Regions from separate parts of the Homo sapiens genome. Here region 2 is linked to region 1. Evidence: chromatin contacts called from ENCODE Hi-C or POLR2A ChIA-PET data. All regions are on one chromosome and are shown on one strand. The core of a region is the stretch at or near the end of the contact, and the rest is flanking DNA. Distances in the headings are between cores, read along the strand shown. Region 1 has its middle 59 kb from the start of XYLT1. Region 2 has its middle 120 kb from the start of XYLT1.

Region 1 (4,357 bases), core at 757-3,256:
CGCTTCCCAGGCAGAGCAGCCTCCAAGGCCCACATGGCCCACGGCACCTCCTCATCAGCACGCACTTCATGCTGGCCAGCCATCAGCCAAGCTGCAATCTCAATAAATCAAGAGGCTGGGGCACCATTTCCCAGGGACCTGCCAGAGTGCCCCTGGGCGCCCAATGAGGCTGAGAGTTCTGCTGCCGGTCGTGGATCTTGAACTCTCAAAAGCAATTGGTGAAAAACACCAATGGATTGTGAAAGAAGTGATCACTCCTCCTTTCCTCTGTAGGTAGAGGTTGACAGTCAAATCTAGTTTCAAGGTCTCTGTCTCTTTGCGGTCCTAGGTAAATACGATCATCTCTCGAAACTTTCATTCCTCCATCTGTAAAATAGGTATGATACTCATCCCTACCATCCAATGTGTGGAGATCCACATAATGCTCTAATATACTAGGTTGGTGTGAAAGTAATTGCATTTTTTTCTCATAAAAGTGGCAAAACTGCAATTACTTTTGTGCCAACCTAATAGTACACGGCACAGTATATACAATGTGTAATATAGTACATAGTACATAGCAGATTATATATATAAATTATATATATACATATAAAAATAAACATACACACACACAGACACACACACGCACATATATATAATGAAGCCTCTTCCTTTAATGGCCCAAGATTGAGCCAAAAGGAAATACAGGGAATTAAACCATGAGGACAGAAATCTCCATCTAGGCTGTCTTGGTTGTTCTGCTCACATTCCCCTACCCAGGCTTGCAACCTCCCGTGAGGCTGTCTGAGCCTGGACACACCCCTAGAATCTTCATTGCCAACAAAAGAAGAGAAAGGGAATAAGGGGTATTTGTGTGGAATCTGAAAGAGACAAACACACTCCTTGTTCTTCTCAATACAGGTGTTTCCAAAGCTGCCAGAGAGACCCAGAGCTTAGAGTTGTGATGACACAAGGGTAGGTGATGTGGACAATGACCGGGGCCCCCAGCCAAAACCATCCCTGTTTATCTGTTCCACAGAATGGTGTTCAACATCAGTTCTTGTCTGGTGGAGGGGGAAGAGATTGTGCTAATGAATAAACATACAAAGTAGACAAATGTTTATCACTCCTTACTAGCATAAGATTCCATGCGTACAAAACCATATAAGCTGTCTATATGTGTGAGTACAGCTCTAGAAAGACAGAAATGATTGTATTGGATGCCAGCTTAAAGTTGGGAAATACCATTAGAAGAAATCGCAACTTGAGAATCTTGCATTTTATTGCCAAGTGTTTGGTTTTAACGAGAGTCTAAATGTGCTCACCCATTCACTCATCCCTCCCATAAATATTCCCTGTGGCCCATTATGAGTTTGACACTCTGCTAGGCTCTGGAAGACAGGCAGAATGATGGAAAGAATCATTTTCTAGAAATGACTAAATCCTAGTTAAAAAGGGGAAATATTTAAACTATTAGTGACAATATAATTTATGCATTCCGCTAGTACATGCGGAACAACTCCTGCATTTCAAGAATTATTCTAGACACGAGGGATACAGTAGCAAGCAAAATATAAAGATTTCTCTTTTCATGGAACTTGTGTTCTAGCGGGGGGAAAGTGCCCAATAAAAAAATAAGCGAATAAATGCATAATTCATACTAGCTAGTGATAAATGCTTTTATAGTAAAGCAGGTAAAAGATGAAGAGTGATGAGAAGGGGCTACTGTTTTAGATCAAGCAGCTGGGAAAAGTCATTTGGAAGAGGTGACATTTGGGCAAAGAGCTGAATCAAATGAGGCAGTAAGTCATAGCAGGTGGAAGGGAGGTGTATTCCAGGCAGAAGGGAGCAAGTGAGCGACAGCCCTGATGAGCAGGGTACCTGGAATATTCCAGAAGCAGTGGGAGAAATGAGTGCGGCTGAAGCCCAGGGAGCAGTGGAGAGATACTGGGGAGAGTGGTGAGGCCACATCATGTAACACAGCCTGCGTTGCTGAGCAGCCTTCAACAGGATGCAAGCCCTGACAACGAAAGAATAGTTAACTCAGAAAAAAACAAAACCAAAACTAAAACCCAGCTGCTACGGTAATGGAATTGGGCAAGCAAAACCGATAGTTCATGAAACACAGGAGCAAGACACCTGAGACCTGGCTCACCCAGCAAGGTGGCTGCAGAGCTGCTTAGACTTGGAGAAGCAGGGGATTCCCTGTTATTTCCAACTAATAGGAGGAGTCAGAGTGCAGAATGAAGATGTGCTCTGCTAGCCACCTCTAGAGAACATCTCTCCTCATTTTTGACTGCCCAGAACCTACCTATGCTGAGGGAATCCTCCTGGTCTCTGTTCCCACCTTTCTCTGCAGAAGCTGATACCAGTTTTCCCAGCTTCCCTTGCAGCTAGGGTAAAAGCACGTGACCTCATTTCCACCAATCAGCTTGCTTGCTCCAGCCTTCACCATGGAAGCTGGCATTTCCCTCAATGGTGGCTTTCCCTCTGGAGGCTCTAGGGGAGAATTCCTTCTTTGCTTCTTCATCTGCTGGTGGCTGCTGGCATTCCTTGAATTCTGGCTGCATCACTCTCATTGCTACCTGCATGGTCAGGCTTCCTTCTCTTCTCTATGTCTTCTCTTCTGATGGTATTAAGACTCTTTCTGTTTCACTTTTTAAAAAATCTCATTTTTATTTATTTTTTAAAATATTTACTTTTATTTCAATAGTTTTGGGGAAACGTGTAGTGTTTGGTTGCATGGAAAAGTTCTTTAGTGGTGGGCTGGGTGTGGTGGCTCACGCCTGTAATCTCAGCACTTCGGGAGGCTGAGGTGGGCAGATCACTTGAGGGGAAGAGTTCAAGACCAGCCTGGCCAACATGGTGAAACCCTATCTCTACTAAAAATACAAAAAAAAAAAAAAAATATCCAGGCGTGGTTGCATGCACCTGTAATCGCAGCTACTCAGGAGGCTGAGGCACTAGAATCACTTGAAACCCAGGAGGCAGAGGTTGCAGTAAGCTGAAATTGGGCCAGTGCACCCTAGCCTGGGTGACAGAGCAAGACTCTGTCTCCAAAAAAAAAAAAAAGAGAGAGAGAAAGAGAAAGAAAAGTTCTTAAGTAGTGATTTCTGAGATTTTTGTGCACCTGAGTAGTGTAACTGTAACCAGTGTGTAGTCTTTTATCCCTCACCCCCCTCCCCATGTACCCCCAAGTCCCCAAAGTCTACTGTATCATTTCTATGCTTTTGCATCCTCATAGCTTAGCTCCCACTTATGAGTAAGAACATACAATATTTGGTTTTCCATTCGCGAGTTACTTCATTTAAAATAATGGTCTCTAACTCCATCCAGATTGTCGTGAGTGCCATTATTTTGTCCCTCTTTATGGCTGAGTAGTATTCCACAGTATCTATATATACCACATTTTCTTTATCCACTTGTTGGTTGATGGGCATTTAGGCTGGTTTTATATTTTTGCAATTGTGAACTGTGCTGCTATAAACATGCATGTGCAAGTGTCTATTTCATATAATGACTTCTGCTTCGCTCTTAGGACACTTGTCATTGGATTCAGGGTTCACGTGGATAATCCAGAATGATTTCCTCATCTCAGGGCCTTTAAATTATTTCCATCTGTAAAGACCCCATTTGCCAAATAAAGCCACATTTACAGATTTCAGGGATTAGGACATGGTCATATCTTTTTGGAGGCCACCGTCCCATCCCCTATGCCACCTCCTAGAGATCTTATGAACTAACTAATACCTTTTTTTTTTTTTTTGAGCTGGAGTCTTGCTCTGTCACCCAGGCTGGAGTGCAGTGGTGTGATCTTGGCTCACTGCAACCTCGGCCTCCCAGGTTCAAGTGATTCTCCTGCCTCTGCCTCCCAAGTATCTAGGACTACAGGCACCTGCCACCATGCCCGGCTAAGTTTTTGTATTTTTAGTAGAGATGGGGTTTCACTGTGTTAGCCAGGATGGTCTTGATCTCCTGACTTCATGATCCACCCGTCTCGGCCTCCCAAAGTGCTGGGATTATAGGCATAAGCCACCGCTCCTGGCCACTAATAACTTCTAATACTTTTTTTTTCCTTTTCGTTGATACCAGCCTGAATTGGTTTGTTTTTTGTCAAACAGAAGCTTGACATGGACCCCACCCTATCTCTCTATTCCTGGCCACCAAAGAGGACAAGATGTCTGGAATGCAGCCCTGCTTGGGGGCATAAGTGTGAGACTTTGGTTCCAGCTGATATGCACAACTCTCTGCCTTCCCGTCTGCTCACTTTGACTCCTGCCTCGTAGTAAAGGAACGGACCTCCCATGTCAGAAGCTCTGTGGTTGAGACATTTTCTTTCAGGTTAAAACATGTCTTCTGGCCCTAAGAGATTGGG
Region 2 (4,357 bases), core at 719-3,218, 62 kb after region 1:
TAATTTGTTAACAGCAGCAATAGGTAACTATTACAGAGGGTTATTCATTGCGGGGAATGGAGGGCACATTTACACAGGGGGCTGAGTCCCTTTCTGGGGAGAAAGGAATTGAGATGCTGACCCCATTCATTGTTGAGGTTCAAGGTTATCCGATATCTCTGCTGACTCATGTGGCTGTGACTGAGGTCAGCCGGCAGCACAAACCATGAGGGACAAAAGAGGGGGACTCACCGCAGTGGAAGAGACAGCTGGACTTGGGACACAAGAGGAGACTAAGGCTTAGGTTGTCCTGGGAGGGAGGCTGGTCCTGGAGAGTGTGAGGCCATGGTTGAGACCTTTCTAGAAACATGACTCCAGATGCAAGTTAGGAACCATGGCCTGTTATGATGAAAAATCTGGAACAGACATTGTCTTAAGATGGGGAGAGATGACCATAAGTGACAGACCTGAGAAACCACAGCATCAGTTTTGGGTCAATGCACAGTGGAAGTACAGGGTGCTGTTGTGATGGACAGATTTGAACCGCAGCATCCTGGGGGCAGCGTTATAGTGAGAGGGAGAGAAAACAGAAGCACCAAGGATTTTAGCAAGTTATCAGGCTAAACTGAGGAAAACAGCACCCCCTCCTGCTACAACCATAGATGGACATGACATTGTAAACCCATCAAAATACCCAGCAAGGGCTGGATGTGGTGGCTCACATCTGTAATCCCAGCATTTTGGGAGGCTGAGATGGGTGGATCACCTAAGGTCAGGAGTTTGAGACCAGCCTGACCAACCTGGTGAAACCCTGCCTCTACTAAATATAAAAAATTAGCCAGGGGTGGTGGTACATGCCTGTAATCCCAGCTACTTGGGAGACTGAGGCAGGAGAATGGCTTGAACTCAGGAAGCAGAGGTTGCAGTGAGCCAAACTCGTGCCATGGCACTCCAGCCTGGGCAACAAGAGCAAAACTCTGTCTCAAAAAACAAAACAAAAAAAACCAGAAAAGCCTGAAAGTCAGTGAAGGAACTCCTCAGGGGCCAGAGATGACAGCCAGGCTGTAGTGGTGGTATGTAAGTTTCAGAGATCTGATTATGGGCCAGGAGACTGCAGTATGGGGTTCAAACACAGAAATGGGAAGTGAATTCAGGCTCGCAAAAGGCAGAGAACTGGGGCAACTCTCCCTAAAATCTAGAGCAGTGGCTCTCCTTAGGTTAGTACTGTCAGAGGCATTTGAACCAGAGTGACCCCATCTTGAATAAGGGCTGGGTAAAATAAGACTGAGACTTACTGGGTTGCATGACCAGGAAGTTAGGCATTCTTAGTCACAGGGTGAGATGGAAGATCTGCGCAAGATACAGGTCACAAAAGCCCCGTTGACAAAACAAGATGCAGTAAAGAAGCCAGCCTAAAGCCACCAAAACCAAGGTGGTGATGAAAGTGACATTTGGGCATCCTCCCTGCTCATTATATGCTAATTCGAATGCATTAGCATGCTAAGAGACACTCCCACCAGTGCCACGACAGCTTACAGACGTCATGGCAATGTCCAGAAGTTACCCTATGTGGTCTAAAAAAGGGAGGAACCCTCAGTTCTGGGAACTCCGCACCCCTTTCCCAGAAGACACATGAATAATCTACTCCTTGTTTAGCACATAATCAAGAGAGAACTGTCAGTATACTCAGTCACGCAGCCCATACCACTGCTCTGCCTATGAAGTAGCCATTCTTTTGTTTCTTTACTTTTCTAATAAACTTGCTTTCACTTTACTCTGTGGACTCCCACTGAATTCTTTCTTGCGTGAGATCCAAGAACTCTCTCTTGGGGTCTTGACTGGGAGCCCTTTCCATTAACAGTACTGCCTCCTAGGGGGACATTTGGGGAGGTGGGGGTGGGCGTGTTTTTTATGTTTCTGTTATGATGGCAGGAGGCACCAGTAGCATTTAGTTGGTAGGAGCCAGGATACCAGACATCTGGTAATGCCCAGGGCAGTCTGACTCAAACAAAAAACTCCTGCCAGCCTGTGCAGAGTTCAAATGCCCGCTGAGAATTTGCATAGGCAAAAAAATCCATTCATTACTCTAAGCCTATTGCTATCTAGGTGAACTCTTCTACACATAAACGTAAGACTTTTTTTTTTTCACTTTTAATACACACTAAAATTTTCAGAAATTTCAATACGATGAAAATCAAGGCAAGCTGGTACTTTATATGTTTGGGACCACAGGAAGAGTGGTTCACTATCTTGGAAAATCACGTTACCCATGGCAACACCGGTCCTGGTGTTTGCATCACCCTATCTGCCCCCATTTCCGCCTGTGTTCGTAGTTGTCACAGCTGTGGTGATTCTACACTCAGGTTCATGCATTTTATTATTCCATTAAGTCTCATTGTGCCTCAGCAGTTACTCGCCCTGATGCCCTGATACCGCGTATGTGAGTTAGGAACCATGGGTCTCTGGTGGATGAAAAATACATATGATAATAAATTAGTTTTCAATTTTTAATATAACATGGCATTTTTAAATAGTTACGAGTAGGTTCTATTAGCTGTGATTTTCATTTCAAAACAGTAAGGAAGATATTACAAATTGTTTACTAGAAAAACAGCCATTGGATCAGGTCAGATTGAAAGTCATTGGCCTGGCATCTCCAAGAGCTGTCCCATCCATTGCAGAGGAAAGGGAAAGATTCTGCCAGCCAGCCTGGGGGAACTGCAAGGAGGCTGTCTGTCTATTGTCTGTCTGAGTCCTCTGGATGCAAGAGAAGAAAAATGTCACCTGTGAATAAATCAACCCCTGATCACTGGTGGCCTCTGCAGGGTAGAGGTTCCACAGTCTGGGAAATGAACACAGCCACTGTTGAATGAAGTCAAAAAGTCACGGTCAGCAAGCTGGGAACAGAGAGAGGCAGGTAGACTTGGTAACCACAGAGCTTAGTGACCCTCCATGGGGCTGTCAGCGTGCTGGAAGAGTTGGAGAGGCAGGGAGCTCTCTCATAGAAACTTCTTGGCAGCCCTGTAGTCATCCAACAGAGAATTTCAAAAGCTCAGGGGAAAGGCACAGAAATCAGTAATTCATGATAACCCAACCCTGGGATGCAAAAGAAGTTGTAGTTATAAATTCACTTCCTAGTAAGGGGGCAGGTTGCGAGGTTCACTAATCCTCATTTGCTTCATCTGCAGAAGAGGCAAAAGAACATCAACTTTGTCAAGACCGGAGACTCTTGACTGGAGGAGACTTTCCCAAGGACATTCTGTCATGTCTGGAGATATTGTTGATTACTGCGGAGATGGGGGTGGAGGGGTTGCTACTGACATCTGGAGAGGAGAGGCCAGGGATGTCGCTGAACACCCTACAATGCACAGGACAGACCCACAATAAAGAATTCTTTGTTTCCCAAATGTCAGGAGGGCTGACATTGAGAAAGCCTGGAGGAAAGAACAAAGGTCATGAAATGATGCTTAAAAAGAGCTGGCATGACTCCTGGCTCCTTATGGGGGCTCAGGAAATATGACTGCCCTGCTGGAGTCTAAGCATCCACGGGTGTTGCTATTTTCAGACCTGGAAGTAAGGGAACACCGTCACCATTGATTGCATTAATTGCTACAGATATCATCACCATTGTCCTTGTTGTGATTATTACTAATGGCTGGTATTTACTGAGACCTTGCTTAGTGAGGTCCTGTTCTCTGTGCTTTTCATGTTGTGATTCACAACTCTGTGAGGTATATGAGGTAGTTCTTATTATTACCTTTATTTTGCATAGAAGGTAGTTGAGTGCCTATATAAGAGGAGCTGACCACAGGCAGTACACTCGTATGTCAACCATTTTCACAGGGTCTTTTATTTGTAATCAATCAATTAATTAATTTTCCATTAGTGAGTATAGTTGACAAATACAATTGTATAAGTTTAGGTGTTTGGTACAATGATTTGATATACATTGTGAAATGATTATCACAATTAAGATAGTTAACACAGCTGTCACCTCACTTACATTTTTTTCTTTGGCAAGAACATTTAAGATCTACCCCTTAAGCAAATTTCAAGCATACGATACGGTGTTGTTAACTATAGTCACCATGCTGTACATGAAATCCCCAGAACTTATTCATCTTTCCACTAAAACTTTGTACCCTTTGACCAACATCTCCCTGTTTTCTTCTCCCCCGATTCCTGCCAACCACTCTTCTACTCTCGGTTTCTGAGTTTGGCTATTTTTGATCCCACATGTAACTGAGATCATACAGTATTTATCTTTCTCTGACTTATTTCACTTAGCATAATGCCCTCAAGTTTCATCCATGTTGTTGCAAATGGCAGAATTTCCTTCTTTTTTTTATGGCTGAGTAACACCCACTGACGGGCACTG

Evidence for each region. Hi-C counts contacts between places; a loop is a spot of excess contacts on that map. ChIA-PET counts read pairs that join two places held with the same protein, here RNA polymerase II (POLR2A). Pooled maps may share reads with other maps.
Region 2: a loop to region 1 is called in a pooled map, with 4 times the contacts of the local background. The contact joins two enhancer-like sites. A Hi-C loop is called at or near these places in 2 of 168 maps with a recorded cell type or tissue (PC-9 and sigmoid colon) and 4 of 50 pooled maps. POLR2A ChIA-PET finds 5 or more read pairs at or near these places in 4 of 52 experiments (GM12878, OCI-LY7, Panc1 and 1 more).

Annotation. Positions count from the first base shown.
Region 1 is chr16:17,528,130-17,532,486 of GRCh38, forward strand. No RefSeq gene overlaps it. Among named protein-coding and RNA genes, the nearest start is that of XYLT1, 59 kb to the left of the region's middle. RefSeq lists an enhancer at 2,178-2,297. Within about 2 kb of position 2,007, at least 4 of the 41 ENCODE cell types and tissues checked have a DNase peak (open chromatin) inside an H3K27ac peak, as active enhancers do.
Region 2 is chr16:17,589,908-17,594,264 of GRCh38, forward strand. No RefSeq gene overlaps it. Among named protein-coding and RNA genes, the nearest start is that of XYLT1, 120 kb to the left of the region's middle. Within about 2 kb of position 1,969, at least 3 of the 41 ENCODE cell types and tissues checked have a DNase peak (open chromatin) inside an H3K27ac peak, as active enhancers do.